Linked DNA regions of Homo sapiens: all the other regions are linked to region 1. The links are chromatin contacts, found by Hi-C or POLR2A ChIA-PET in ENCODE. All regions are on one chromosome and are shown on one strand. Each heading gives the region's core, a stretch centred on a gene start or an enhancer-like site at or near the end of the contact. The rest is flanking DNA. Distances are from core to core; before and after follow the strand shown. Region 1 holds the start of DDX52 (DExD-box helicase 52). Region 2 holds the start of ACACA (acetyl-CoA carboxylase alpha). Region 3 holds the start of DUSP14 (dual specificity phosphatase 14). Region 4 overlaps DUSP14 (dual specificity phosphatase 14).

The links. A loop is a pair of places that touch in the nucleus more often than their neighbours do. ChIA-PET counts read pairs that join two places held with the same protein, here RNA polymerase II (POLR2A). Pooled maps may share reads with other maps.
Region 2: a loop to region 1 is called in a map of endothelial cell of umbilical vein, with 5 times the contacts of the local background. The contact joins the promoter of ACACA here to the promoter of DDX52 in region 1. A Hi-C loop is called at or near these places in 1 of 168 maps with a recorded cell type or tissue (endothelial cell of umbilical vein) and 10 of 50 pooled maps. POLR2A ChIA-PET finds 5 or more read pairs at or near these places in 2 of 52 experiments (activated CD4-positive, alpha-beta memory T cell and activated naive CD4-positive, alpha-beta T cell).
Region 3: a map of heart right ventricle shows a loop between it and region 1 (12-fold over the local background). The contact joins the promoter of DUSP14 here to the promoter of DDX52 in region 1. A Hi-C loop is called at or near these places in 2 of 168 maps with a recorded cell type or tissue (CD4-positive, alpha-beta T cell and heart right ventricle), 1 of 37 single-sample maps with no recorded cell type and 11 of 50 pooled maps. POLR2A ChIA-PET finds 5 or more read pairs at or near these places in 6 of 52 experiments (GM10248, GM12878, H1 and 3 more).
Region 4: a loop to region 1 is called in a pooled map, with 2.1 times the contacts of the local background. The contact joins the enhancer-like site here to the promoter of DDX52 in region 1. A Hi-C loop is called at or near these places in 1 of 168 maps with a recorded cell type or tissue (CD4-positive, alpha-beta T cell) and 6 of 50 pooled maps. POLR2A ChIA-PET finds 5 or more read pairs at or near these places in 4 of 52 experiments (H1, HEK293, WTC11 and 1 more).

What each region holds. Positions count from the first base shown.
Region 1 is chr17:37,640,639-37,647,786 of GRCh38, forward strand. It overlaps DDX52 (DExD-box helicase 52), which reads right to left and starts at 2,808. Exons shown (of 15, transcript NM_007010.5): 1 at 2,696-2,808; 2 at 1,472-1,670. The coding sequence starts at 2,782. It overlaps LOC105371756 (a long non-coding RNA gene), which reads left to right and starts at 2,300. Exons shown (of 2, transcript NR_188617.1): 1 at 2,300-2,898. RefSeq lists an enhancer at 355-855.
Region 2 is chr17:37,404,510-37,411,657 of GRCh38, forward strand. It overlaps ACACA (acetyl-CoA carboxylase alpha), which reads right to left and starts at 2,327. Exons shown (of 56, transcript NM_198834.3): 1 at 1,753-2,327. The coding sequence starts at 1,790. It overlaps TADA2A (transcriptional adaptor 2A), which reads left to right and starts at 2,377. Exons shown (of 16, transcript NM_001166105.3): 1 at 2,377-2,440; 2 at 6,760-6,881. The coding sequence starts at 6,857. RefSeq lists an enhancer at 3,509-4,193.
Region 3 is chr17:37,487,180-37,494,327 of GRCh38, forward strand. It overlaps DUSP14 (dual specificity phosphatase 14), which reads left to right and starts at 2,712. Exons shown (of 3, transcript NM_007026.4): 1 at 2,712-2,779. RefSeq lists an enhancer at 3,812-4,597.
Region 4 is chr17:37,502,670-37,509,817 of GRCh38, forward strand. The region is part of intron 1 of DUSP14 (dual specificity phosphatase 14); the gene reads left to right. Among named protein-coding and RNA genes, the nearest start is that of DUSP14, 16 kb to the left of the region's middle. RefSeq lists enhancers at 4,343-4,843, 4,844-5,344. Within about 2 kb of position 4,187, at least 3 of the 41 ENCODE cell types and tissues checked have a DNase peak (open chromatin) inside an H3K27ac peak, as active enhancers do.

The DNA.
Region 1 (7,148 bases), core at 1,558-4,057:
TAATATTATAGATTAAAAAAATATAAACAGCCCTAGAGTACAGTACAAGAAAAAAAAAAAAAAAAAAGGCCAGGCGCGGTGGCTCACACCTTTAATCCCAGCACTTTGGGAGGTCGAGGCGGGCAGATCACGAGGTCAGGAGTTCAAGACCAGCATGACCAACATGGAGAAACCCCGTCTCTACTAAAAAATACAAAAATTAGCCAGGCGTGGTGGGGCACACCTGTCCCAGCTACTCAGGAGCCTGAGGCAGAAGAATCACTTGAACCTGGGAGGCAGAGGTTGCAGTGAGCGGAAAACATGCCATTGCACTCCAGCCTGGGCAACAGAGCGAGACTCTGTCTCAAAAGCAAACAAACAAACAACAAAAAAACAAAAACCTCTGTCAAAATGGGCAAAGAGTAAGAAGAAACAATTCACAAAAGGTGAAATATTAATGTCCAGTAAAGCATACAAAAATATGCTTGACCAGCCAGGTGTGGTGGCTCACGCCTGTAATCCCAGCACTTTAGGAGGCGGAGGCGGAGGCGGAGGAGGGTGGATCACAAGGTCAGGAGATCGAGACCATCCTGGCTAACACGATGAAACCTGGTCTCTACTAAAAATACAAAAAATTAGCCAGGTGTGGTGGCAGGCACCTGTAGTCCCAGGTACTTGGGAGGCTGAGGCAGGAGAATGACGTGAACCCAGGAGGCGGAGCTTGCAGTGAGCCGAGATTGCACCACTGCACCACAGACTGGGCAACAAAGCGAGACTCATCTCAAAAAAAAAAAAATGCTCGACCTCACCAGTTATCAGTAAAATATAAAATTGTTTCAGGCAGGGCGCGGTGGTTCAGGCCTGTAATCCCGGCACTTTGGGGGGCCAAAGCGGGCGGATCACGAGGTCAAGTGATCCAGGCCATCGTGGCCAACATGGTGAAACCCCATCTCTACTAAAAATACAAAAATTAGCTAGGCGTGGTGACACGCACCTGTAGTCCCAGCTACTCAGGAGGCTGAGGCAGGAGAATTGCTTGAACCCAGGAGGCAGAGGTTGCAGTGAGCCGAGATCGCGCCACTGCACTCCAGCCTGGAGACAGAGTGAGACTCTGTCTCAAAAAAAAAAAGTTTCATTCATTAGCTTGGCAAAAAAATTAACACCAATAATATTCAGCACTGACAAGGACTTGGGAAGTCACTTTGTAGTATTTTTCAGAGAAAGGGTACATACCCTTTCACCATATGATGCTACTTTTCGGATGGTATTCTGCAGAAATAACAGTACCTGTACAAAAGGATTTATGTATAAATATCTTTACTTAAAATTACCTTTGCTGTAACAATATTTCTAATGACAAATACCTGGAAACAACCTGAGTGCCATCAGCTGACAAATGACCTTATTGTCTGACTTGTAGCCATAAGCCTGTATTATTTTTATAACTGAAAAAAATTAAAGAGAAAAAACATGACAGAAATCAAACACTAACCTGAAGTCATCGTCTTCCTTTTTTTCTTGCTCTGCTCCCTCTTCCTTTCAGTTAGGCTCTCTTCTTTTTTCTCTCCATTTTGGGGCTTCTGATGTGTTTGTGATGCTCCACACACACCTGGGACAGACTTCTTGTTTCCAAAAAAGTCCAGTCCCTGAAGCACCTCCGAAGAATCAAAGTCATATTTCCTTTTTCCTATCTAAAACCCAAAAAATGTAAAATGAAACCTACTGACAGAATACCATTGCTTTCATTCAAGCAAGACTGTTCAATGACTCCTCATCTTTTCTACCCTTTCACCAAGTATCTGTCGAGCTAACAGGTGTCTGGACAAATGGAATCTGAAGAGACCTTCTCTGACCTCATAATAGTAACAAATTAATATTAGCAATGAACACATATATGCTTACTAAATGTCAAGCAGATTTCTAAGCATGTTTATACATATTAAATTGCTTCACATTTACAACTCTATAAGGTAAATAGCAGTATTACGAATGAGAAAACCAAGGCATTCGGAAATTAAGTAACTTGAGGTAGGTCTAAAAATGAGTAACTGGCAGACTTAGCATTTAGACCCAGATAATCTGGCTCCAGAGTTCATACTCACCAGTTAGAGAAAGAAGAAACACATGTCACACGCATATACACATCCAAACAACAAAGTAGACATTCAAGATTTTCCAGAATTGGGCCCCAATTGACCTCCCCCGATGTATCACTCACTACTTCTCTAGGTAAGAGCCCCCATTTCTTAATCGCTCTTCTCATTGGTTACTTAAGCCATGGGGTTGAAGCAATAAAAAGAATCACGCCCAGTACAACTATACGCATGCCAAGCCAAACTTGGGGAGACTATAGTAAGAGAATCTGTTTTCTCCATCTTTGGTTGTTTCTGTTTTCGAAATTCCTTTCCTCTAGGTTCGGAGAAAAAGTTCCTTTTGAAAGGAGGATTCCAACTTTGCTTTGAATAAGAGGGAGGAAAGAGGGTTTCCGTGCCAGGCCCAACTAGGTCTACAACAGGATAGTTAAAGAGCTTATTCAAAAGGCTTGAACCGAGCAGCCGTGCAGGCAAGCCGAACACAAAAGGAAGCAAAATACCCCAAGGGTGGCGAGAGCCAGGCCACGGGTGTCCAAGTGCGCCGGCCTCCCCCAGCAGCGGGTTCATTCCCGGGCTCCTGCTCCTTCTCAGTTACTCGGCCCTCGGTCCCTTGGGCACAGTACCTGGAATCGAGCTGCGTCTGCCGAGAAGCGTCTCGTGTCGAATTTGGCCCCCGCGCCGAGCCGGCGAAAGAGATCGTGGACGTCCATCTTTACCCAGAAAGCGCCACAGTTCTACGGCGCCTGCGCAGACTACTTCCCAGGCCCCGGGCAGCGTCGGAAGAGGGCGTGAGCATAATTGGCTCCTGTAGGCGGAGCCTGGCTGGGTGAGAAACGAGGCTATTTTATTATCGTGTACTCCGTCATTATTTATCTTTTTTTTTTTTTTTTGAAACAAGGTCTCTCTCTGTCGCCCAGGCTGGAGCGCAGTGGCGCAATCGCAGCCTCGAACTCCTGGGCTCAAGTGATCCTCCCATCTCGGTCTCCCAAACTGCTGGGACTACAGGCGTGTGTAAATTCTTTTAAAAAATATTTATCAGTATCCTCTTATGTTGGGCACTGTTCTAGACTTTGAGGGATACTATAGTAAACAACATCTTAAGATTCCTCTTCTTACGAAGCTTACATTTTAGTAGGGACAACAGATATTGTTAACAAATAAATAAGCAAAATCTCTGTAAAGTAATAAGTGCTATAAAACAAAAAGGTGTAATTGATAGAGAAAATGATGAGGGAGCTGACTTAGTGAAATTCACTCTGTTGAAGTGAAAACTTGAGCTAAGAGGAAGCAACCTGTCCAAGATCTGGGAACAGCATTCCAGATAGGGGAAACACGTGGCTGAAGGGAAAAAAATTGGAACCTTGAGGGAATAGAAAGAATGCCGGTGCGACTAGAGCCAAGTTGCAGTCTGATAGAGTAGTACAGATAAGGTTGGAGGGACAAACAGAAGCCAGATCTCACAGAATCTTGTAACAAGGTCATAGTAAGGAATTTGGACTTCCACCTTGGGAAACTATTTGAAAATTTTTATGGAGAGAAGAACATGATTTAGTTTATCACATTTAATTTTTTATATTTATTACATCTGTACGAAATTATTTACTGCTTATTGCCTCTCCCTCTTCTGGAATGTAAGTCCCTGAGCACAGGGATATACTTTGCTTCGTTATGTATCCCCAGTTTCTGTGCACTTTGGTGAATGAATGCGTGGATGTTTCATAAAGGATTACACTGGCTATTTGGAGAATGGACCATAGAAAAGCTAAGAGTGGAAACAGGTTAGTCAAAGTAGAATGATGATCATGGCTTGTCTAGGTTGGTATCTGTGCTGAGAGAGATAAATGGATTAGATCTGGCATGTATTTTGGAGGTAGAGCTAAACGTACCTGACGGATTTTATGCAGAGGTGAGAGAAAGGGAGGAATCAAAGATCACTCCTAGTTTTTTGGCTGAGTAGATGGCATGCCATTTACTGAGCTAAGAAAGCCTGAGAGAAGAAGGGCTTTCTGGTACAAGTGAGATACGGAGGATGGAATCAATTGTTATGTTTTGGACGTGTTAAGATGCCTACCTAGTTGACTTTAAGTGGAGACATCCAAGTAGGTAGTTGGTTCTGAATCTGAAGCTCAGGAACAAAAATTAGGGCTAGAGAAATTAATTTGGAAGTCATCAACATATAAATGATACAAAGGAGTTGTACCATATAAGCATTTAACTTATAAAAATTCAGTTATATGTATTTGACCAAAGAGAATGAAACATACTTGAAATTGTATGGGTGAGTCCTTTACAATCAAGGAAAGCAGGTGTGAGGTGAGCATGTGATGGGGGAGGTGAATCTGCGGTTTCTCAGATGAATTCAGCCCCTTACTCCCTATTACAGTGGGTCGGGGGGTGGTCTTCCTGTCCCAAGTGTGTCTACTCTTTAAAAATAGGAACTTCCCAAGTACTTCATCTGTTGTTCAATAAAAATAATTTATCTTCAGCCAGGCGCAGTGGCTTATACCTGTAATCCTAGCACTTTGGGAGGCCAAGGTGGGCAGATTACTTCAGCTCAGAAGTTTGAAACCAGCCGGGGCAACATGGCGGAACTCCATCTCTACAAAAAATTAAAACATTAGCTGGGTGTAGTGGCACACACCTATAGTCCCAGCCACTTGGGAGGCTGAGGCAGGAAGATTGCTTGAGCTTGGGAGGTTGAAGCTGCAGTGACTTGTAACGGCACCACTGCACTCCAACCTGGGTGACAGAGTGAGACCTTGTCTCAAAAATAAATAAAATTAATCTATTTCAACATAAGAGGAAAAACTCAATATTAGTGTGTTGATCTTCAGTTTGGCACATAAATATGGCCATAGCCATATATAAAATTAATATGTATGAAATGGCAACTACCATACTTTGTGGATGACTTAGGGAATTTAAAAAAAAATTCAACTTTATGAGATTTTTTTTTTCTTTATGAGCTGATTTAGAACCTAATCCCTATGTAAGTGGTAACAAACCCATCTCCAAAAGCATGAGCATGAATGTGATCACTTAGAGAAAATGTGTGAATGGAGAAGAGAAGGGGACCCAGGACTGACCCTATGGTACTCTAATGCTTGGAGATGAGGTGGAGGAGGAGACACCTGTAAAACAAGAGTCTGAGAAGAAGCAAGTGAAGTAGAAAGCAAGCAGTGAGGTAGGAAGACCAGGAATTTGGTGTCACCAAAGCCAGACAGAAGTTTTAAGAAGGTAGTGATCAGCTATTTCAAAGGCTGTTGAGAGGCTGAAGACAGAAAAGATCACTGCATTTGGCAACGTGGAGGTCACTAGAGCCCCTGATAATGTCAGTTTCAGGGACATTGGTGAATAGAGATGATTGGTGAAGGTGGTGAAATGGAGATGGATGAAACCACTCTTCCAAAGATTTAGCTGAGCAGGATAGCAGAGAAGTGGGGTGGTAGCTATAGCCAGATGTGGATTCAAAGGAGGGTTTTGCTTTTGGTTTTTGATGTTTTTAAATATGAGTGCTAGGAGATGTTTGTAAATTATATGGGATGACCCAGTGGAAAGGTATAAATTGTTGCTGCAACAGAGAAGGGAGAATTATGAGATGGGGGTGGGATGAAATTTTGTCAGGGTGTGTTGGAGGGCTGAGAAGAGAAGTGGTGTGAAATAATATTCTCTAACAGTGGGAAAATGAACTTACTGAAGAAAGGCGGTAATAATTCTGGGCAATAAATGCCCATTTGAGGTTCAGGGCAATTAATGTAAAAGGAGACAAATTAGCATGATTCAGCCACTTAAATAAGGGTGTGAAGTGTATAGTGTTAGATTTGGCCAGGGTTAAACTTTTTCCAGGTTAATATCATGGAAGGTTATGGCAGAGTTCTGTCCTCCCCACTCCAACAAGAAAAGCACCTGAGATTGATAGTTCAATAGAAGTTTAGCCACCTAGGACCGAAGAAGGAAGAGGAAGCCACTAGGAATAATACTCTGTGTTATAGTAATAACTCAACTTGCTGCTTTCCGATCAGAGGAAAGAAGAATTATATTGAGTGTTGAATATGTACTATATTATTTACCTTCATAAGCATGGACTTGGAGTTAAATAGGGCTGAGTTTAAATTCTCCCAGCCTCTTCACCTATTAGCTGTGATTTGTGATTTGGTCACATTAATCTTTCTGGGACTAATTTCTTTGTTTGTAAAATGAGGATCATGATAGCTACTTTGGAATCGTTCTGAAGATTAAGCTAGGCTCATAGGCAGTGGTGTGTAGTGGAAGGAGTGTAGGTTTGGGGCATCAGAAATACTTAATGTTTGAGTCCAATTGTGTCATTTAGTAATTTGATAATCTTAAATGAGTTATTTCACTGGTCTGTGCCTCAGTTTCCTTGTTGGTAAAATAGTGATTATAGGATTATAATATCTACCTTGAGGTTAGGAGTAGCATAACTTTTCACCACACAGGGCTCAAAATGGTTGAGATGGGTCAGAATACTAGATATGTATAAAATCCTTATATATATATATATAGATAGATAGATATATAGATATATAGATATATATATTCTGTAGTTATTGTATAAAGCATTTGGAACAAAATCTCACACATAGTAGGTTCTTAAGCAATAGTAGTTCTTTCCCATCTTTCAGTTCTTCCTTCTAGAGCAATAGTTCTTGACCCTAACCACACAATAGAATCTTCTGAAGAACTTATGAAACAAGTGACCAAGTGCAGTGGCTCACACCTATAATCCCAGCACTTTGGGAGGCCAAGGCAGGAGGATTGCTTCAGGCCAGGAATTCAAGACCAGCCTGGGCAACATAGGGAGACCCCATTTCTACCAAACAATTTTTAAAAAATTAGCCAAGTGTGGTGGTGTACCCGTAGTCCCAGCTACTAGGGAGGCTGAGCTGGGAAGATCAATTGAGCCTGGGAGGTCGAGGTTGCAATGAGCCATGGTCACACCACTAGACTCCAGCCTGGGCAACAGAGCAAGACCCTGCCTCAAAACAAACAAACAAAAGAAAACTGATTCCCACCCCCAGAAATTCTGGTTTAATTGTTCTATACTGGTTCCCTAGC
Region 2 (7,148 bases), core at 1,077-3,576, 240 kb before region 1:
ACCAGGCAAAGGGCAATTTTAATATTTCTACCATCCATTCTCCACACAGCTGCCACAGTGATTTTTTTTTTTTTTTTTTTTTTGAGATGCAGTTTCACTCTGTTGCCCAGGCTTGAGTGTAGTGGCACAATCTTGGCTCACTGCAACCTCCACCTCCCAGGTTCAAGTGATTCTCCTACCTCAGCCTCCCGAGTAGCTGGGATTACAGGCGCCCGTCACAATGCCCAGCTAATTTTTTTTGTATTTTTAGTAGAGATGAGGTTTCACCATGTTGACCAGGCTGGTCTCGAACTTCTAACCTCAAGTGATCCGCCTGCCTCGGCCTCCCAAAGTGATGGGATTACAGGTGTGAGCCACCGCTCCCAGCCCACAGTGATCCTTTTACAGCAAAGCTACTCCTTTGCTCTCAACCCTTCGTCATATTCTGTCACTTCCCAATAAAATCCAAACCTTACCAGATGATACATGATCTGCCTTGATTTCCATCTAATTTCTCTCATTTGCTGTGCTCCAGCCACACTGGTCTTGCCCTTTCTCCATGCCAAACAAATCCCCATTTCAGGGTCACTGCACTTGCTGCTTCTCTTCTAGGATAGTTTCCCTCTAGAAATCCATGTTGCTCCTTCTCTCATTAAATGATCAGATATTTATGTGCCTCCTTAGCTAAGAGGCCTTCCTTATCTACCCTAACTAAGAGAATCCCCATATCACTCTTATCCTTTTATCCTGATTTATTTTTCCATAAAACTTGCCACATTACTGGGCATTATCTATCATTTAGTAATGTGTATATTGCTTATTGACAGTCTTCCCTACTATAATATGAGCTCCATGAGGCAGAGACTTTGTTTTGTTCACTGCTGAATTCCCAGCACCTACAACAAGCCTACTCACTAAACATTTGTTGAATTAATCTTCAGGATACATCAAATGTAAAATATCCTATCATATATTTATTGATGTGATGCATAGGAAAATGTCTGGAAGGGTACATACCAAAATGTTAATTATTTATTTAACCTGGTGGGAGGTGGTTTTTCTTTCCTTTTCTTTTCTTTTTGAGACAGAGTTTCGCTCTCGTTGCCCAGGCTGGAGTGGAATGGCAAGATCTTGGCTCATTGTAACCTCTGCCCCCAGGGTTCAAGCGATTCTACTGCCTCAGCCTCCGGAGTAGCTGGGATTACAGGTGCCTGCCACCACACCCGCGTAATTTTTTGTATTTTTAGTAGAGACGGGATTTCACCATGTTGGTCAGGCTGGTCTAGAACTCCAGACCCTGTGATCCGCCCGCCTCGGCCTGCCAAAGTGCTGGAATTACAGGCGTGAGCCACCGCGCCCGGCAGGGCTTTTTTTTTTTTTTTTTTTTGGAATGAACTTGTATTATGCATATACCAAAAAAGAATGAAAGGGTTCACACAGGCATAAAGTGTAAGTGAATTCTAAAAAAAGGTTGGGCAAATTTATCAAAGGCAGACTTCTAAATAGATGTAACAGTTATATAGTTCAGATAAACCATGGTTTGAATTCCCTTCCCCAGTACTTCCTAGCAGTGTGATCCCAAGTTATTTATGTCAGTGCCTAGATTTCTTCACCTGGAAAATAGGGATAACAACAGGTGCCTACCTCACAAGTTTTAAATGAGACCGTATGTGTAACCTGCTTTGTGCAATGTCTGGCATGCAATAAGTACTCGACAAATGGTAGCTATTAGAATCATCATTAACAGCAGTAATAAGAGATCTTGGGACATACCTAGCCCTCAAGATTGACATCAGAGTAGACCACCACATCCTCTCATCATTGCGCCTCAATTTGGGCCTCTGAAGCCCAAAGAGGGGATGGTTCTTTCCAAAGAAGACAATTTCGACGTTCCAGGAGCATCTGATTGAAACGCACCCTCTTCACCCCTTAAAATCAGTCTGGTTCATCCACGAGCAGCCCTTCGGGGCCCGGACTGGAGAGGCGCCACGGCTCGCCGTCCCTGGGCCCAGTTCCCTCAGCCTCAATTTCCCTTGCTGCAACAGGGGTGGAGATGGGAACGTTATCCCCAAACCCAGGCAGTCCCGGCTCGGCCCGCCTCACCGCACTCCGGAGGGGACCAAACAGCCCCACGCGCCAGGAAGCCTCAGGCAACGGGCCACGCGCCACACGGGCAAAGTGATTACTGGTCGGATCAAAAGTCAGGCAAGCGGCTCAGCCCCATCCTCCCAGTCCTCGGGCACGGGGACAGCAGCAGGCGCGCGGCGGGGACCGGGAAAAGGCCAAGAGGGCGGTGGCGGGCGCTCAGCACCCGGCGGGGGCCTCCACGGCCGAGGGGCGGAGGCGGCGGGCGCGCGGCACGCGGCGCGCTCGCCACTGCGCCGCCCGGGGGCGCGCACGCAAAGCCCGGAGGCGCGCGCGACCGGCGGCTCTTTGGCGCGGATTAGGGGGTCTCGGCGAGGTGAGGCGCCAGGCAGCGCTGGGCGGGCGGGCGGGCGGGTGGCGGAGCGCGAGCCCCTCTAGCGGGACTAGGGAGAAGCGGGGGCCACGAGGTGCGGCGGGGGAGGAGTCGCGGGCTGCGGGCCCCGGCGGCGGGCTTGACGCGGCAGGCTGGCGGGCCGGCGGGCGGGCAGCGGCGGGCCTCGCCGCTCTGTGGGGGAGGGCGGTGTGGGGCCGGGCCTGACCCCGGGGGCCCGCCCCGCGTCTGGGCGGTGCCCCAGTGCCCCGGCCTCGCCATTTCCCGCTCAGCCCTGGAGCGCGTAGCTCTACCAAGAATGGCCACTGTGCCAGATGCCCCTGACCAGCGTTGCCCATTTGAATTTCCTAGCAGGCCCCCCAAAGTAGGTATTTCAGTACCCTGTTAGAGCTGAGGCGCAGGTAAAATGACTGGCCCAGGCCGGTCCCACCCCGTAAGGATTTGAACGTTGGCTCCACAACTCGGGAGCCTGCGCCTTTCCTCCTCCCAACGTGGACTCCTGCCCGGCGAAGTGCCTCACTTCCTTCTCCCGGTAACTGATTCGAATTTGGCGATTGTTAGTTTGGAGCTAGCGCCAGTGTTTCCACGGAAGTTGGTGTCAGAATGTGGTCTCTTGTGAAAGGGGGAGAAAGAAGATTCTGCAGACTGCAATATTGTGCTTTTTTGCCTTTTTTTTTTTTTCTCCTAGGCTGTACTGCAGTGCAGTGGCACGATCGCGGCTCACTGCAATCTCCGCCTCCCAGGCTCAAGCGATTCTCGTGCCTGAGGCGTGGGCCACCACGCCCAGCTAATATTTGTATTTTCAGCAGAGGTGGGGTTTCACCATGTTGGCCAGGCTGGTCTCGAACTCCTGACCTCAAGTGATCCTTCCGCCTCGGCCTCCCAAAGTGCTGGGATTACAGGCGTGAGCCACCACGCCCGGCCCTACTATTTTTTTATTTTTTGAGATGGCGTTTCTTTCGCCCAGGCTGGAGTGCAATGGCGCCATCTCAACACACTGCAACTTCTGCCTCCCAGGTTCAAGCGATTCTCCTGCCTCAGCCTCCCGAGTACCTGGGATTACAGGCGCCCGCCACCACACCTGGCTATTTTTTGTATTTTTAGTAGAGATGGGGTTTCGCTGTGTTGGCCAGGTTGATCTCGAACTCCTGACCTCAGGTTATCTGCCCACCTGGGACTCCCAAAGTGCTGAGATTACAGGCGTGAGCCACCGCACCCGGCCTCCTACTGTGCTTTTTCGAGTGTTGATCAGTCCCTATTGACTGTGCATCCTTTACTGGACGTCTGTTTTTGTTTTTGTTTTTTGAGAGGGAGTTTCACACTTGTTGCTCAGGCCAGAGTGCAACAGCGCGTTCTCAGCCCACCGCAACCTCCACCTCCCGGGTTCAAGCAGTTCTCTTGCCTCAGCCTCCCAAGTAGCTGGATTACAGGCATACGCCACCACGCCCAGCTAATTTTGTATTTTTAGTAGAGACAGGGTTTCTACATGTTGGTCAGGCTGATCTCGAACTGCCGACTTCAGGTGATCTGCCTGCCTCGGCCTGCTAAAGTGCTGGGATTACAGGCGTGAGCCACTGCGTCCAGCCTTGACATCTGTATTTGAAATGACACAGCTATCCCTTGTAAGACACTGCGCAAGTAACATACTCTTTCAGAGCTTGCTTGCTTTTGAAAAAGCAGCTTGCCCCAAAAGTGTGGGAGTGAGGATTCAAAGAATCCCCACACCTTGGTACCCACGGGTACCTAGCAAATTGAAAAAGTTCAGTAAATTTGGCAGTTATTTGATTGCTGCGTTCGTAATACACCCTTGCTAGACTCATTTTTCTTCAGAGCTCAACTTTTCCTGAGAGGACAGCAAAGGGAGACCTACCCCACCCCAAAAAGGGAAAGTTCTTTGATGGCAGCGTTAGCAGAAATGTTGCCCACACTTAGTGATGAATTATTCTCCAAGCTAAAAATTACCAGGGTGAAAAAAATCACTTCAGAAAAGCTAAAGATAAATTAACCTTTTGTAGAATTAACATTTATTAGTCCACTACTATGTGTTTATTGTATTCCTCCTGTATGCTTGGCATTTTAAAAGCATACAGATAGGTATCCGATATAGTCTCTGCTTTCACTTATTTATTATTTATTTTTGAGACAGGATCTTGCACTGTCGCCCAGGCTGGAGTGCAGTGGCACAATCTCGGCTCACTGCAACCTCCACCTGCCTGGTTCAAGCAACTCTCATGCCTCAGCCTCCCGAGTAGCTGGGATTATAGGCGCCCGCCACCACGCCAAGCAAATTTTTTTGTATTTTTGGTAGAGACGGGGTTCTCACTATGTTGCCCAGGCTGGTCTGAAACTCCTGACCTCTGGAGATTCATCTGCCTCAGTCTCCCAAAGTGCTGGAGTTACAGACATGAGCTACCACACCCAGCCTGCTTTCACTTAATTTAGAAGTGGGGGAAAATAGACATTCAGAAGTAATACTCACAAAGTAGAATGTGAAAAATGCCAGATAAAAAGCTGTGAGTGGGCCGGGTGCGGTGGCTCATGCCTGTAATCCCAGCACTTGGGGAGGCTGAGGTGGGCAGATCGCCTGAGGTCAGGAGTTCGAGACCAGCCTGGCCAACATGGTGAAACCCCGTCTCTACTAAAAATACAAAAATTAGCCAGGCCTGGTGGCCCGCGCCTGTAATCCCAGCTAATTGGGAGGCTGAGGCAGGAGACTCGCTTGAACCCGGGAGGCGGAAGTTGCAGTGAGCTGAGATCGTGCCATTGCATTCCAGCCTAGGCAACGAGAGCGAGACTTAGTCTCAAAAAAAAACAAAAACAAAAACAAAAAGCTGTGAGTGTACAGAAGAAGGATTATTTTTTGACTTAGTGTAAAATATTATTTTATTTCTGCTTCAAAGAAGATACTTTGGGCCAGGCATGGTGGCTCACACTTGTAATCCCAGCACTCCAGCACTTTTGGAGGCCGAGGTGGGCGGATCACTTGAGGCCAAGAGTTCGAGACCAGCCTGGCCAACATGGTGAAACCCTGTCTCTCCTAAAAATACAAAACAATTAGCCAGGTATGGTGGTGGCACATGCTTGTAATCCCAGCTTCTCAGGAGGCTGAGGCACAAGACACAAGAATCAAAAATGAGAACCAAATGGAGAATGAGAATCCCTTGAACCTGGGAGGCAGAGGTTGCAATGAGTACTCCAGCCTGGGCAACAGAGCCAGACTGTGTCTCCAAAAAAAAAAGAAAAAGAGACTTAGTCTGTCCTCCAAGCTGGAGTGCAGTGGTGGCTCACTGCATCCTCGACCTCCTAGGCCCAAGCGTTCCACCTCATCCTCCTGAGTAGCTGGAACCATAAGCATGGGCCACTGTACCCGGCTAACTTTTTTTTTTTTTTTTTAAGAGATGGGGTCTCCCTATGTTGCCCAGGCTGGTCTTGAACTCCTGGGTCCCAGTAATCCTCCCACGTCAGCCTCCCAGAGTGCTGGGATTACAGGCATGAGCCACTGTGCCTGGCCCTGTTACGTACTTGTTGAAAGAGTGAGGAACAAATGTATGTTGTAATAGATAGGATTTTTTGGTTTCCAGTTACAGAAACTCGTTCAGTCTTATGATTAAAGTTGAGTTTATTAAAGTTTATTAAAGAGAGAGAAATGAGAGAAGAGTTAAACAGTTGAGCCACCTGGGGCTAGGGATTTCAACAGCCAGAGCACATGGACTGAATTCTTTGAATGAATTCTAGTGAATAACTAAGCTCCAACTGCCTTCTGTCCTTTCATGTCTTACTCAAGATCCAGATTTCTGGAAGAAGAGACCTGGTTGCTTTAGCTTTTGTCAGGGGTGGGGAATGGGGTATTGTGATTGGCAGCCCCACCAGTATCACATGAAATGTGGGAGGGTCAGTTTCCCAAATAAAGATGGCAGCTAAGGAGAGAAATGATGCTGAGTAGAGAAAGCCAACAGTTGTTTATTAGAAATATGTAGCATTTGCCCCTGCCACCCTCAGTGCCCCATAGACCCAGATCCTTCCTCATAAAAAAGAAAAATATGTAGCATTTATAGAGGACCAGGTACCATGCTACATTACTTATATGGATTATGATATTTGATTATAACATTTAATTCTCACAACTTTGGAAGGTAGGCACTGTTATACCCACTACAGAGGAAGAAACAGGTTTTCAGAGGTGGAATAATTTTTCAACATTACAAAGCTAAGATGTGGCAGAGCTGAGTATGTTGCATATCTTCTCTTTATCTTGTCCCTTTGAATGATTTTCTGATCCATGTGCCACTTTTGTTTGTTCCTAGGGAGTCATCAAGCTTTGGTGTATGTGTTGGCCGGTTCTGAAGTCTTGAAGAAGCTCTGCTGAGGAAGACCAAAGCAGCACTCGTTGCCAATTAGGGAATGGACCGTTTGGGTTCCTTTAGCAGTAAGTACAGTGGGAACAAGTCTCAGGTGACTTATTATTATTTTTTTTTTGAGATGGACTCTCCCTCTGTTGCCCAGGCTGGGGTACAGTGGCATGATGTTGGCTCACTGCAACTTCTGCCTCCCGGCTTTAAACGGTTCTCCTGCCTCAGCCGCCTGAGTAGCTAGGACTACAGGCGCGCACCACCACACACAGCTAATTTTTTTTATTTTTATTTTTAGTAGAGATAGGGTTTTACCATGTTGGCCAGACTGGTCTTGAACTCCC
Region 3 (7,148 bases), core at 1,462-3,961, 150 kb before region 1:
TCTAAAATGTTTCTACATCCACAACAGTTGACACTGCCAGGCGCAGTGGCTCATGCCTCTAATCCCAGCACTATGGGAGGCTGAGGTGGGAGGATTGTTTGAGCTTAGGAGTTCGAGACCAGGCTGGGCAACATATTATTTAAAGAGACTAGGTCTCTTTAGTAATAACAAGGCCAGGTGCGGTGGCTCACGTCTATAACCTCAGGGGGCATCACCTGAGGTCGGGAGTTCAAGACCAGCCTGACCAACGTAGAGAAACCCTGTCTCTACTAAAAACACAAAATTAGCCAGGCGTGGTGGTGCGTGCCTGTAATCCCAGCTACTCGGGAGGCTGAGGCAGGAGAATCACTTGAACCCGGGAGGCGGAGGTTGCGCTGGGCCGAGATCGTGCCATTGCACTCCAGCCCAGGCAACAAGAGCGAAACTCCGTCCCCCCCAAAATAATAAAAACTAATTAGCCAGGCGTGGTGGCGTGCCTGTAGTCCCAGCTACTTGGGAAGCTGAAGTGGGAGGACCACCTGAGCCCGGGAAGTGGAGGCTTCAGTGAGCCATGATTGCACCACTGCACTCCATCCTGAAGCCTATCTTAAAAAAAAAAGAAGAAAAAGTGACACCTATAAAAAAACTCACATACTTATAGTCCAGAAATGTGCTGTCCAGTAAGGTAGCCACTAGCCACATGTGGCTATCTAAATTTACTAAAATAAAATTTTAAATTCACTTCCTTAGTTACACTAGCCATATTTCGTGTTCAGTAGCAACATGAGGCTAGTGGCTACTGTACTGGAGAGTGGAGATACAGAACATGTCCATCATCACACAAAGTTCTACTGGACAGTGCTGGTCCAGAAGAGAATAACTTCAAATTGCATTTTTGGTACAGGCATGTATAAGCCCGCACTTCCACATTCTGTAAAGGCATAAACCGCCTCCCTACCCCAGGGCATGTCTGTACAGTCATTAAATGGTCTGACTCCAGCACTTCTTTCTACTTAATCTCTAAATCTCTAAATCTTGACACGCACATCGCACACAACACAAACTCTATTTTAGCCCACCTCCCTCTTCACTGACTCTTCATGGTAGGTTTAGTTCCCATAATCCATGAAAATGCCTAGCTCCTTGTCACTAGAGCTTGTTTTGGAAACCTGCCTACAGTGTAACAAGCTGGAATGTGAAGAGGGATGCATCTATTTGTGTTGCTGAGTCATTGAATTGACTGAAGCTTCAAGGACTAGGGGGTGCTGAGCAGAAATGAAAACACACAATCCTTTCTGTTAGAGATTTGCTCTTTTCGTATTGGCATGTAAACAAGTAAGTCACTAAGTGAACTGACGTCACAATTTAGTTTTAGGAAGATGCTTTTCCCAGGCACGATTTGAACTCAGTGGTTTCCTGAATCTAGCAAAGTATGCTGCTTTGTTTTCTCTTAGATTAATTTTGCCTAATTTTAAAGCTTTGATTCTCTTTTTACGAAGACGAAAATAAATCTCTCTAGTCTGGGCCTTTTTCGTTTCCCAGGATTATGATTAAAATTATCACTAACTTTTAGATAGTCCAGCACGCACCGGATGACTCTGAAGCCGGTTGGGCAGTGGAGATCGGGAAGAACATGAAAAAGCTTCAAAGCTTTTGGTTGAGGACATCGGGAGATGTAAACCCCAAACGCGGGTTTTACTTCTCCCCTCCACCCCTCCCCGCAAACCCATGCCTACTCGTTTTGACTGCTCAGCAATTCTGAGGCCAACCATTTGCAACGGCGAGGAGCAGGGGCTGGTGAGTCAAGGACTGGGCATGGAGTCAGGACTCTTAGGTGCCTTGACTCACGGCAGAGCCTTGAGGAAGTCGCTTTGCCTCCCACGTGTCTCCCTTCACCTGCCAGAGGCGGAGGGGAGGCGGGGCTGTGCTGGAAAACGTCCGTTTCGCACCGACTTATGTTACAGATGGGCAGACCTGAATTTTAAAAGACCCTCAGAGTCACACAGCAAATGAGCCCTCAAATGCCCGTGTCCCGCCTGCGCTCCGGAGAACCCCTGCCCTGCCTCGGGGACTCGGGAGGTGGGTGTGGGCTCCGAGACTCGGACGGCACCTTGGCGTGGCGAGAGCAGGTGGAGATGCGCACGGAGGTTGCATGTTCACCTCCGGGTCTCGGGCGCCACGGCTGCCCGTACCTGTTCCAGCAAGCGTCAGCCAGGAACTGCCGCGCTACTGATTTTCCCTTCGCTCTTGGGTCCCAACCCCCGGGCTCTCCGGGCTAGGGAGGCGGTGGGGTGGGGTCGAGGCCGTCCCGAGCCACCCGCGGCGGCTTCACACCTGTATCGGATTTGCTTTCTCGCCTTTAATCCTCTCCAATCCCGAAAGCACCCCAGCAGAGCGCCCCCGCAGCCCGCCTCGAGCCCGGCTCATACGCAGACGCTGACTGGGGAAGCGAGGGGTCGCCGGTGTGTGAGGCAGGGTAAGAGACCAGGGGACCTGCACGGAGGAGCGCTCTAGGGGAGGCTGCTGCCTCGGGAGCTAGGGCGCGCCCGGACCACACCGCACGGCGCAGAAGCCCAGCGCGCACGCGCGCCGCCTGCCGCCCCGCGCGTCCCCCCGCCCCGCGTCGCGTCCCCCCACCTCGGGAGAGGGCGGCCAGGCGCAGGGAGCGTGCGCGCGGCCCGCCCCGGGCGCGGGCGGAGGGAGGAGGAGGCGGCGCGCGCGGCGCCCAGCCCGCAGAAGCCGGTGGCCGCGCAGGAGGACGGAGCCCTAACCGCAACCCGCTCCGCGCCGCGCCGCGCCGGTAGGGGACCCGCAGGCCCGGGGGTGGGGGTTGTGGGGAAGGTGTTGGGGTGGGGCGGGAGGGCGGGACTTCGCGCTTCGGGTCCCTGGGCGCAGGGGGACCCAGAGGCCCGCGCGACCCCGCCTCTGGAAACTTTGTGCCGGCGCCCCCACCTGCTCCCTGGCGGTCCTTGACTCTTCGGGGCGGCCCGCGGAGGAGAGGCCCGAGACCTTCCGCAGCGCACCCTCGCCGGCCCTGAGCGTGCGCCCCCTGCCGCTCCCCCGCCGCGCCGCGCCGCCCCCGCGACCCTGTCCCTGTGCCCCGGGGCTCCAGCAGCCTCGGCCGCGCCTCCTCCGTCGCCTTCCGACCCCGCTGAGGCCGCCTACTCTCGCTGGCATCCACCCGCTCTGGAGCGCGCCGCCGCTTTTTGCATCTCCCCGAGGTTTCTGGTGCATGGATAGAAGCAACTTGACTTTCAGCGATGCCAAGTGTCCAACTTGAGTCTTTCTCTGCGGTGGTAGATGGGTGTGCGCGGTGCTAACATCTGTCTTTTTATTTCTCCTAAGTACCCTTGCTCCGGAGCGAAGTTGAGTTGTTGTTTGTAAAGAGGGGGTGCGTGCTGTGGCCGCCTTAAGTGGATTGTATAACTGTATTTTATTTAGGTGGATGTTGCCAGTGGTACCAGCCAGTGTTATGGTAACTGGGCATCCCAGAGGCTAGGGAAGGAGGAGCGACTTACAAATGCAGTTTTACCATGCAGAGATTTTTTTTTTTTAAAACCACCTTGTACTTTCTATCCAGCAGGACCTCCGGACATTTAGTGTGTGTTAACTCGTTAGCTGTTCATTATCGTTTTATAAGAGAGGGGGGTGGAGAGCGTTACCATCCCGTTTTACAGATGTAAAAACGGAGGCGAAGAGCAAACTCCGGGTATCCTTAGTAACCTTAAAAGAATAGGGACCAAGAGATTTAACCCAGAGTCTCCTGGAATTCCTAGTCCCTAAGGCCACTCAGAAGTATGATGGAATGTTGGACCGTCCTCCCTGACATTCTACAGATCACTTAAGAGTCAGAGAGGCCGAGGCCAGCCGGCAGCTCCATGCCTGAGACTCAGCTCTGCCACAAAGTTAAGTAACACTGGACAAGTCACAGTTTCTCTCCGCTCATTTCCTTCCTGCTCTCTAAAACCAGGGGAACAAAGGTGCTGTATTCTTTGCAGAGTTGTGCGTGTGTCTGGAAGCTCCACTCCCTTGAGCTGCGATTTGGTTATTGTTAGTTGTTGTGGACTCATAAAGGCCCCCAGTCTTGGTTCCCTTGAGAAATGCAGGGAAGGAGGCACCCCCACAGTGAACGCCTCTTCTTCGCCAGAGACGCCTGAGAATTCACATCAGGGACACTTCACATCAGGGACAGGCCGGGGCAGAGACCCTGACCTGAGGGAGGGACGAGGGTTGCCACGAGGAGGTAGGAAGGAGCCCTGCACAGGAGGCTTGACACATGGGCCCTATTCCTGCCTCCAGCTCTGACTCATCTTCTGACGCTTGGGGGAGGAGAGGTAGTTGCTTGGTATTTTTGGCTTTCCACCATAAAACTGGAGACAGTTTCCTTCATTCCAAGTCGTTTTAATGTCACTGTTGAACGTGTGTGTCCTGAGTTCTCATCTGAAAGCTTTCATATCGGTTGACTGCAGGTATGAATTCTGTAATAATAATTAATAGAATGGCATAAATGTATATTCATATCATAAAAGACTAGCCAAGTATGTAAGTCCAGGAAATCCTTTAATACTTTAACATTTTTAAAAAGTGGGCTTTAGGGAGGGCTATGTTTGATGGGTTCCTTTGCAATTGGGATTTTAAGGCAAAATGGATTAAAAATGCTTTTCCCAAAATCACAAGAAATACATTAACCATTCTCTGTGAGATTTAAACTTTACTAATAAGGTTAAAGCTTTCTTTTGAACCTCTTCCTCAAAAGTAACTGCCGAGTGCATCTTGATCGGTTTGTGTATATCTTTTTAGACTTTTCTAAGCATTTTTATAAATGTCCGTTTGCACAAAGTGGTTTTTTAACCGAAATTAATTATTTTAAAGTTGACTTGTCCTGTTTATAAAGATTTGGCTTCTGTCAAGAACAAGTAATGTGTTTAAGTACAACTGTTGGTAAAGTTTTAATAATCCTGATAGACGGTGTTACTTCCCAGGGCAAGGGGCAAATTACCCCTTTTAAACAACTTCAAAGTAGTAGAATCATTACGATCCTAGGTTTTACTCTTAGGTGCTGAATAAAACTTTCCTATTTAAAAAAAAAATCTAGGACTACTAGCCTATTGTCTTGTCTTTGCTTATAAAGAAACGTCAAAGGGAGTGGAAGACAGGGAGAGTTGCTAAAGCAACCAAGGCCTGGGTATAAACTTACAGAGCTAACATTTAAGATGGCTTTATTATTTATGAAAGCTTCACTTCACCTGGGTGAAGACAAAGGAAAGTGTTAATGTGGGCACCCTTCAAACCGGTAATTTCAGGAAATGGATGGGTTAAAACAAAATTCATGTCAGGATTCTGTGGATTTATATATTATACATTTACCGAGGACTTTTACCATGCTAAAGGTGCTGTGCCTGAATACAGAGGAAGAAGGCAAGTAAGGTCGGTCTCTGACCTTATGAAGCTGACAGGCAAATAGTGACATTCAGAGAGAGTTGGCCAGAATTGTTGTCATGGTTCTGAATTCCCAGAAATCAACATTAGATTTATTGAATTGTGAATTATGTAAAAAAGTGTCTAAAACAAATGGATAATTTGATGGATTATTTTAACGAAAACATAAGTGTAACTGTCTTGCAGGTCAAGAATCTGACTCCACACTCTCTCCCTCCCCCAGAGGTCCTAGCCAGAAACTACCCTGACTTTTATGGAAATCATTTCCTTCTTTTCTATAGTTTTTATCCCCTAAATATAAATCCCTAATTGACATAGTTTTATTTTGCTTGTTTTTAACCTCAGTGCAAACTAAAAGTAGATACTCTTGTGAATCCTTCCTTCTGGCCGGCATCGTGTGTGTGTGTGTGTATGTGTATGTATGTGTGTGTGTATGTATGTATATACACACGCACATATATAATTTTTTAAATTTCTGCAGCATGCTATTTTAAAAGATTTATCCATATCGTTGCCTATGCCTGTAGTTTTTGTGTTTTAATTTTTTTAGAGACAAGGTCTCACTATATTGCCCAGGCTGGTCTTGAACTCCTGGGCTCAAGGGATCCTCCTGCCTGGGCCTCCCAAAGTGCTGGGATTACAGGTGTGAGCCACCACACCCAGCCCAGTTAGTACATTTTTGTCTTATGAACATACCACAAATTACCTTTCCACTGTTGATGGACATCTGGGTTGTTTCTGGTCTGGGGCAATTATGAACAGCCCTGAGTCAGGTGTGCATACCTTCAGCTTTACTAGTTGATACCTGGTTTCCAAAGTGGTTGTACCAATTTACATTCCTTCAGTGGTGTCAGCCTTGAGTTTGTAAGTCACTGTATTTGCTGTTTAACCACAATTATGCTTGAATATTTTCTGAATGAATGAATAAAGGTCCCTGGGTAGTCCGATCCCTGGCCTGTCATGTGCTAGCGTATTTTTATTTAGTTATATGGTTTGGACTAACCACCCAAATACCAGAAATGGTTTTCCCACTGTGTTTGGTTGACAAATATCTAATGGAATCCTTTCATCAATCTTTTTTTTTTTTTTTTGGAACAGATGAGTAGTTACAGGAAATTTTAAATATGCAAAATGAAGTACTAAAAATAAGTGGCTAGTACCTAGATGTTTTTTAAGGCTCTTGAATGAATCCTGCCTCTGGTGAATGCTTCCATTGTGCCCAGCCCTAAATGTGTAGGACAGTGTAGTGTGCAGGAACCCAGGCCTATCCTTGTTAAAGTACCCTCTGAGGATGAGACTCCTTAAGAGGCACTGTGCACAGACCCTAACTCATACTTCTTGGCAATTCCAAAGTAACCACAGACTCTGTGCTACAGGAATCAATGACTCTTTTAAACTTTTTTTTTTTTTTTTTGAGACAGAGTCTCACTCTGTCGCCCAGGCTGGAGTGCAGTGGCGCGATCTCGGCTCACTGCAAGCTCCGCCTCCCAGGTTCATGCCATTCTCCTGCCTCAGCCTCCCTAGTAGCTGGGACCACAGGTGCCCGTCACCATGCCCGGCTAATTTTTTGTATTTTTAGTAGAGACGGGGTTTCACCATGTTAGTCAGAATGGTCTTAATCTCCTGACCTCGTGATCCGCCCGCCTCGGCCTCCCAAAATGCTGGGATTACAGGCGTGAGCCACCGCACCCAGCCTTTAAATCTTTTAAATGTATTTTTCTCCAAATTTT
Region 4 (7,148 bases), core at 2,937-5,436, 140 kb before region 1:
TTGAGCTTGGGTATCAGCTGGGACTCAGTTGGGATGTTAGCTAAACACCCATGGCCTCTCCGTGTGGTAGCTCTGTTGAGCTAGTTTGGGCTTCCTCACAGCATGGCAGCTGGGTTCCAAGGGCAAGTCCTAAGAGAACAAGGTAGCAGTGTGCGACATGTTTGTGCTCTGGCCTCGGAAGCATCATTTCTACTGTATTTTTTTGTTTGTTTGTTGCTTTAAAGACAGCGTCGTTCTGTCGCCTAGGTTGGAGTGCAGTGGCGCCATCGTAGCCCCCTACAACCTTGAACTCCTGAGCTGAAGCGGTCGTCCTGCCTCAGCCTCCCAAAGTGCTGGGATTACAAGCATGAGCTCCACGCCCAGCCTTTAGTGTATTCTTTTGGTTGAAGCCATCACAAAGGTTTCTCAGGGTTCAAATGAGGGGACATCAGCCCCACTGTTGGATGGGAGGAGTGTCAAGATTACACTGTAGGGTCTGGCCACAGTGGCTTATGCCTGTAATCCCAGCACTTTGGGAGGCCGAGGTAGGTAGATTGCTTGAGCCCAGGAGTTTGAGACCAGCGTGGGCAACATGGGGAAACCCTGTCTCTATAAAAAATACAAACATTAGCTAGCCATGGTGGCGCACACCTGTGGTTCCAGCAACGTGAGGAGGCTGAGGTGGGAGGATCACTTGAACCTGGGAGGCGGAAGTGGCAGTGAGCCAAAATCATACCACTGCACTCCAGCCTGGGCTACAGAGGGAGACCCTGTGTCAAAAACAAAACAAAAAACAAGGTTACATTGTAAGAATGTCATGTGAGATGGGAGATGCTGTGGCCATCTCTGGTGAATACATTCTGCAGCAGTTGGAACAACACTCAGCAGGGTGTTGACCGCATTATATAAACTCAGTGAAAGACTGTTGTGTAAATGAGTGGTAGGTAATTTAAGCACCAAGGTGGGTGAGGACCAAATACAAGAATTCAATTCCAGATGTGAACAGATTACCCCATGGTACCAAGATAAATGCAGACCTTCCACCTTTTATAGTTATTGATAGTCTCTTCTTGCTATCTCTACTCTTTCTGTTTCCAACATGGAGAATCTGTGAATTGATCACGTGGAACTGAACTTCTTCAAATCTTTGCATTTGTGTCACGATGCTGGCATGGTTTTTCCTGCTTATCTAGTGTACTGCCCCTCTCCTTCTTGGGCTGTGGCATATCCCAGCAGCTGGCTAGTATCTTACAGTGATGGGGCTGGGCGTGGTGGCCCATGCCTGTAATCCCAGCAGCACTTTGAGAGGCCAAGGTGGGCAGATCACCTGAGGTCAGGAGTTTGAGACCAGCCTGGCCAACATGGTGAAACCCTGTCTCTACTAAAAATACAAAAATTAGCCAGGTGTGGTGGTGTATGCCTGTAATCCCAGCTACTCGGGAGGCTGAGGCAGGAGAATCACTTGAACCCGGGAGGTGGAGGTTGCGGTGAGCCGAGATCTCATCACTGCACTCCAGCCTGAGTGACAGAGCAAGACACCATCTCAAACAAAAACAAAAACCAATGATCGGCTTCTCTTAGCCTCAGCAAATGCAGTGTGAACAGGCGCTGGTCCATCTGCGGACATCGAGATGGCTGGCCTGGTCACACCTACATAGGCAGCTGCTCTGTGGCTGCATGTCACACTGAGGGACTATCTGTGGCTGAACCGGAGTGTGACTCTCAGTCTTTGGCTTTATGTATCTTATGTGTATTTATCCTCATCATATCCTCATCGTGTACATATCCTCATGTATTATCCTATGATATCAGTTAATTAATACAGTGAGAAAAGCAAAAACGATCCCTCCTCCAAAGTAAGTAGAAGATGTTGAGATGTTTTACCACAATTGCTAAAGCTTTCCAGGTGACAGAACAATTTGTGAATATCTTTTACTTCATTTTACTTTAATATGTATATATGAGACAGGGTCACCCTGGCTGGAGTGCTACAATCATGGCTCACTGCAGCCTCGACTTCCCAGACTCAAGTGACCTCCTCATCTCGGCCTCCTGAGTAGCTGGGATTATAGGCGCATGAAACCATGCCCGGCTAATTTTTAAAATTTTTTTTGCAGAGACAGGGTCTCATTACGTTGCCCCGGCTGGTCTTAAACTCTTGGGTTTAAGGAGTCCTCCTGCCGCAGCCTCCCAAAATGCTGTGATTACAGTTGTGAGCCACTGTGCCTGGCTGAAATTTTACTTTTTTGTTTTTATATTTTGCGACAGAGTCTTGCTCTGTTAACCAGGCTGGAGTGCAATGGCACGATCTTGGCTCACTGCAGCCTCCGCCTCCCGGGTTCAAGCGATTCTAGTGCCTCAGCCTCCCAGGTAGCTGGGATTCCAGGTGCACACCACTATGCCTGGCTGATTTTTGTATTTTTAGTAGAGACAGGGTTTCACCATGTTGGCTTAGCTGTTTTTTGAGTTTTGGGGTAGAAATGGGGTTTCACCATGTTGCCCAGGCTGGTCACCAACTCCTGAGCTAAAGTGATACAACCACCTTGGCCTCCCAAAGTGCTAGGATTATCATTTTCATTACTAAATCAGAAATGTGGGCCGGACCTGGTGGCTCACCCCTGTAATCCCAAGATCTCTTGAGCCTGGGAGATCAAGGCTATAGTGACCTAAGATTGTGCCACTGTACTCTAGCCTGGGCAACAGAGTGAGACTCGGTCTCAAAACAAAAAGAACTAGACAGACATTTACTTTATTAGAAGGAGAAAATGTGATTACAAAAGCTTTTTGAATATAAAAAGGTAACAGTGTAGGCCTCTCCAGTATATACTCTGGCCCTCTGAAATTCCTAAAACTGAAAGTATTTTAGTGAGAGCATTTTACACAGTCATCTGAAGCACTGTTGTGGCCATTTTCTGCTGTTGACTGAACATGAAAAGAAAAGCCGTAGATAGAATTTCAGTTAACTGCTGATTCTGGTGGTTGTCATCTTTTTTTTTTTTTTTTTTTTTTAAAGAAAAGTAACCTCCGTGGCATTAGGATGGATGCTGTCTCTGATTAGGCCATGACCCCATGTAGCAATTCTGAGTGTCAGGTACCACTGCTCCAGGTATGGATGCCAGTGCTGACCACAAGGCTACAAGGCTGATGCCCGCATCCCAGGAGCTCTGTGGAGCAGGGAGCAATCAGGTGTTATTAATATTAGTGTATGCATTACTGAGATTAGAGGCCCGCTGGGAAGACACTAATCTTGTATTTTGTTCAGTACTTAGTGTTCGATGCTTATTATCCAAAAAGACCAGCATCGTCTCTGAGAAGATGTTAAGAACAAACCAGACTGGGCTCAGTGGTTCAAGCCTGTAATCCCAGCACTTTGGGAGGCTAAGGCAGGTGGATCACCTGAGGTCAGGAGTTCAAGACCAGTCTGAGCAACATGGCAAAACTCTGTTTCTACTAAAAAATACAAAAAATTAGCTGGGCATGGTGGCATGCACCTGTAATCCCAGCTACTCGGGAGGCTGAGGCAGGAGGGTCATTTGAACCCAGGAGGCGGAGGTTGCAGTGAGCCGAGATAGCGCCATTGCACTCTAGTCTGGGTGACAGAGAGAGACTCCATCTCCCCCCCGCCCCCGTCCCCCTGCAAAAAAGAAAACAAAAAAACCCAAAAAACCCTGGGGTTGGTTTAGGACAGCTCTTCCTTTCTGTCTTTCACTCTACCCTACCCCCATCCCCCAAGCCAGGAAAATATTTTTTCCTCCAAGAAGCACGTGCCATTGCCAGAGCATCTTGGGAAGGCCAAGTTGAACACCATAGACAGTGATGTGGTCATTCTTAAGCATTCTTCCTGGTCATCATCGTCCCAGAGACCATTGTCCTGCAGTGGGATGGCATGTTCACTCAGAGAGCACCATGCAATTTGTGATCCCTCAAATACGGGTCAAACTCTGCTACCCTATCTCCTTTCCCTGTCTCCCAGGACACATTTACTGAGTAGATTTTCATGCACCTGTGATATAATACCCATGGGTTTTTTATTTTTTACCATCCAGTTCTACTGATCTGATCTGAGAACTGGCTGACTCTAGGGCTTCTTGTAGTGCCTACTCTGGGGCTGCTCCTTGCTGAGGTCCACCCTCTGCAGCCAGGGGGATGTTTTGTGCACCAAATGGTGTACCAGGATGTGGCAGTAGTTCCCTGTTCTGGCACTAGGGGAAACTGGAGCAGCTCGGCCCATCTGGGCTTAGCCTTTCTGTAAGTAGCACTGAAACACCTTCTTAGGCAGATCCACACCCCCCCGCGTGTGTGGCAGACGCTGGCTGGTGGTGTGGAGCGCCGCGAGGCAGGTGATGAGAACACAGCCACGATTTAGTCACCGCAGAGAAGCAGTGTGTGGACTTGAGCTAGAAATCCGGACACCTTCCATCTTTTCCTAGTTTCACTTCTCAAGTTGAAATCTCTCACCCTTTCTGAACCATGTATTTTCCAATCTGTCAAGGGGGTCAGGAGTGTTTGTCAGAGAAGCATCTATAGCATCTGTGCCCTCTACGTGCCCTCTGGCGGAAGTTGTTTTCCTGAAACTTTGGACCAGCTTTGGCATTTTAAGCAGGTTTGTTGGCAAAGAGATGGACTGGCAGCAGCAGGGAGGGAGCAATGTGTCTGTCTCACTTGGATTCTGCCCCGAGGGCTCACAATCTGTTTTCCCTGCAGCACCAAGTACCCTAGCGCCACTCAGCAAATGCGAGTTAACGGAATCAGCCCGGCTTCTACAGGGAACCTGGGCTCCTTTGCCTCAGGAAGGCAAGTGGCTTCCCAGACAGCGTAATTTGGGAGGATGCATCGCTCTGCCACCCAGGCTGGAGTGCAATGGCGCGATCTCAGCTCACTGCAGCCTCTTCCTCCCGGGTTCAAGCGATTCTCTTGGCTCAGCCTCCCTACTAGCTGGGATTATAGGCATGCACCACTGCACCTGGCTAATTTTTGTATTTTTAGTAGAGACGGGGTTTCACCATGTTGCCCAGGCTGGTCTCAGGTGATCTGCCCGCCTCGGCCTCCCAAAGTGCTGGGATTATAGGCGTAAGCCACCGTGTCTATGGCCAAGCCTCTCTGAATTAGACAACAACTAGATAACCTACTTGGAAATTTGATTAGCATCTTCCAGATTTTCCACAATGAGGAGCGTCATCCCCAGCAGCTTGAAGGCCTAATTTTGTGTTTATTACCACAGTGACTTTGCTTTTTAAACCAGTAGGATTCTGCCAGGGAAGACTTGGAAGTGGCAGGAGACCCTGCTCTGCTGTAGGAAAGGATGTTCTCAGAGTTTCTGCCCTGTTCATAGTTTACATCCAATGCACACACACGCAGTTTCCTTATGTGACTGCGTCCTTGTTCCTCCTCATGCTGTGATTTCACCTGTGGACTGCTCTGTGTACTCCCATAGCATTAACCAGTCATGGGATGTGGGCTCCCAAAGCGAGGCCTAGCCTCGAGTGAGGAGGCAGCTCCCTTCAGAGAAGGGCAGTGTCCAGGAGGGACTTGTGGTCTGTTAGCACCAGTACACCTGGTGCCTCAGTCTTCCAGGGGGAATGCAGACAGAGCCACAGCACTCACCTCTGCAGCAGTTCTCAGACGTGCCCCCGACCCGCAGCCTCACCTCAGAAAGGCAACTCTTCCAGCCCCACTCTGGAGGGACGGAATCAGAAGCTGGGGAAAGGTCCAGCAGTCTGTGCGCACAGCCCTCTGGGGGATTCTGAGGCATGCTCAGGTTTGAGAGCCCCTGCATTATAATGATAGAAATAGTTGTAAATGGAGCCAGGCACAGTGGCTCATGCCTGTAATCCCAGCACCTTGGGAGGCCAAGGTGGGTGGATCACTTGAGGTCAGGAGTTTGAGACCAGCCTGGCCAATGTGGCAAAACTCCGTCTCTACTTAAAGTACAAAAAATAGCAACGTGTGGTGGTGCACGCCTGTAATCCCAGCTACTCAGGAGGCTGAGGCAGGAGAATCTCTTGAACCTGGGAGGTGGAGGTTGCAGTGAGCTGAGATTGCGCCACTGCACTCCAGCCTGGGTGACAGAGCCAGACTCCATCTCAATATATATATATATATATGTATGTATAAATAAATATATATGTATATTTATAAACTTTTTTTTTCAAAAACCATTTTAAAATGTTAAACATACGTGTCATAGGACCCAGCCCTTCACTCCTGGGTATTGAACTGAGAGAGGAAGGCATATGTACGCACAAAGACCTGTACGTGGATGCTCATAGCAGCTGTACTCACAATACCTTTAAACTAGAGACAACCCAGGTTCATCAGTAGGTGAATGGATAAACAGAGTGTGGTGTATCTACACAGCAGAGTACTTAAGAAGTGAGCTGTTGATAACCCAGCGTCATGGGTGAATGTCTAAGTTATGCAGAGTGAAAGAAGCCAGACCAAAAAAAAAAAAAACCCATATATATATATATATATATATATACACACACACACACACACACACACACACACACACACACACTCTATATATATATGTACTATGTATATGTGTACTATATATGTATATATACACTATATATACACACTATATACACACTATATATATATATATATATATATATATATATATATATATATATATATATATATAGTGTGTGTGTGTGTGTGTGTGTGTGTGTTTAGTTTTTGAGACAGAGTCTTGCTCTGTTGCCCAGGCTGGAGTGCAGTGGTGCAATTTCGGCTCCACTGCAACCTCCACCTCCTCCTGGGTTCTAGTGATTCTCCTGCCTCAGCCACCCAAGTAGCTGGGATTACAGGTGTGTGCCATCATGCCCGGATAATTTTGGTATTTTTAGTAGAGACCTGGGTTTCTCCACATTGGCAAGGCTGGTCTCGAACTCCTGGCCTCAAGTGATCCACCCGCCTCGGCCTCCCAAAGTGTTGGGATTACAGGCGTGATCCACCACGCTTGGCCTATATATATTTATATGCTATAAATATATAAAAGTCCATTGATAGAAAAGTCTAGAGTGCAAACCATAGTGATAAGAAAGATCAGTGGTTGCCTGGGAATGGGGTAAAGAGCAAGAAAGGGTTGGATTATTAAAAAAAATGAGGAAATTTTGAGGGGGATGATGGATGTGTTTATTATTATGATGTACTGGTGTCTC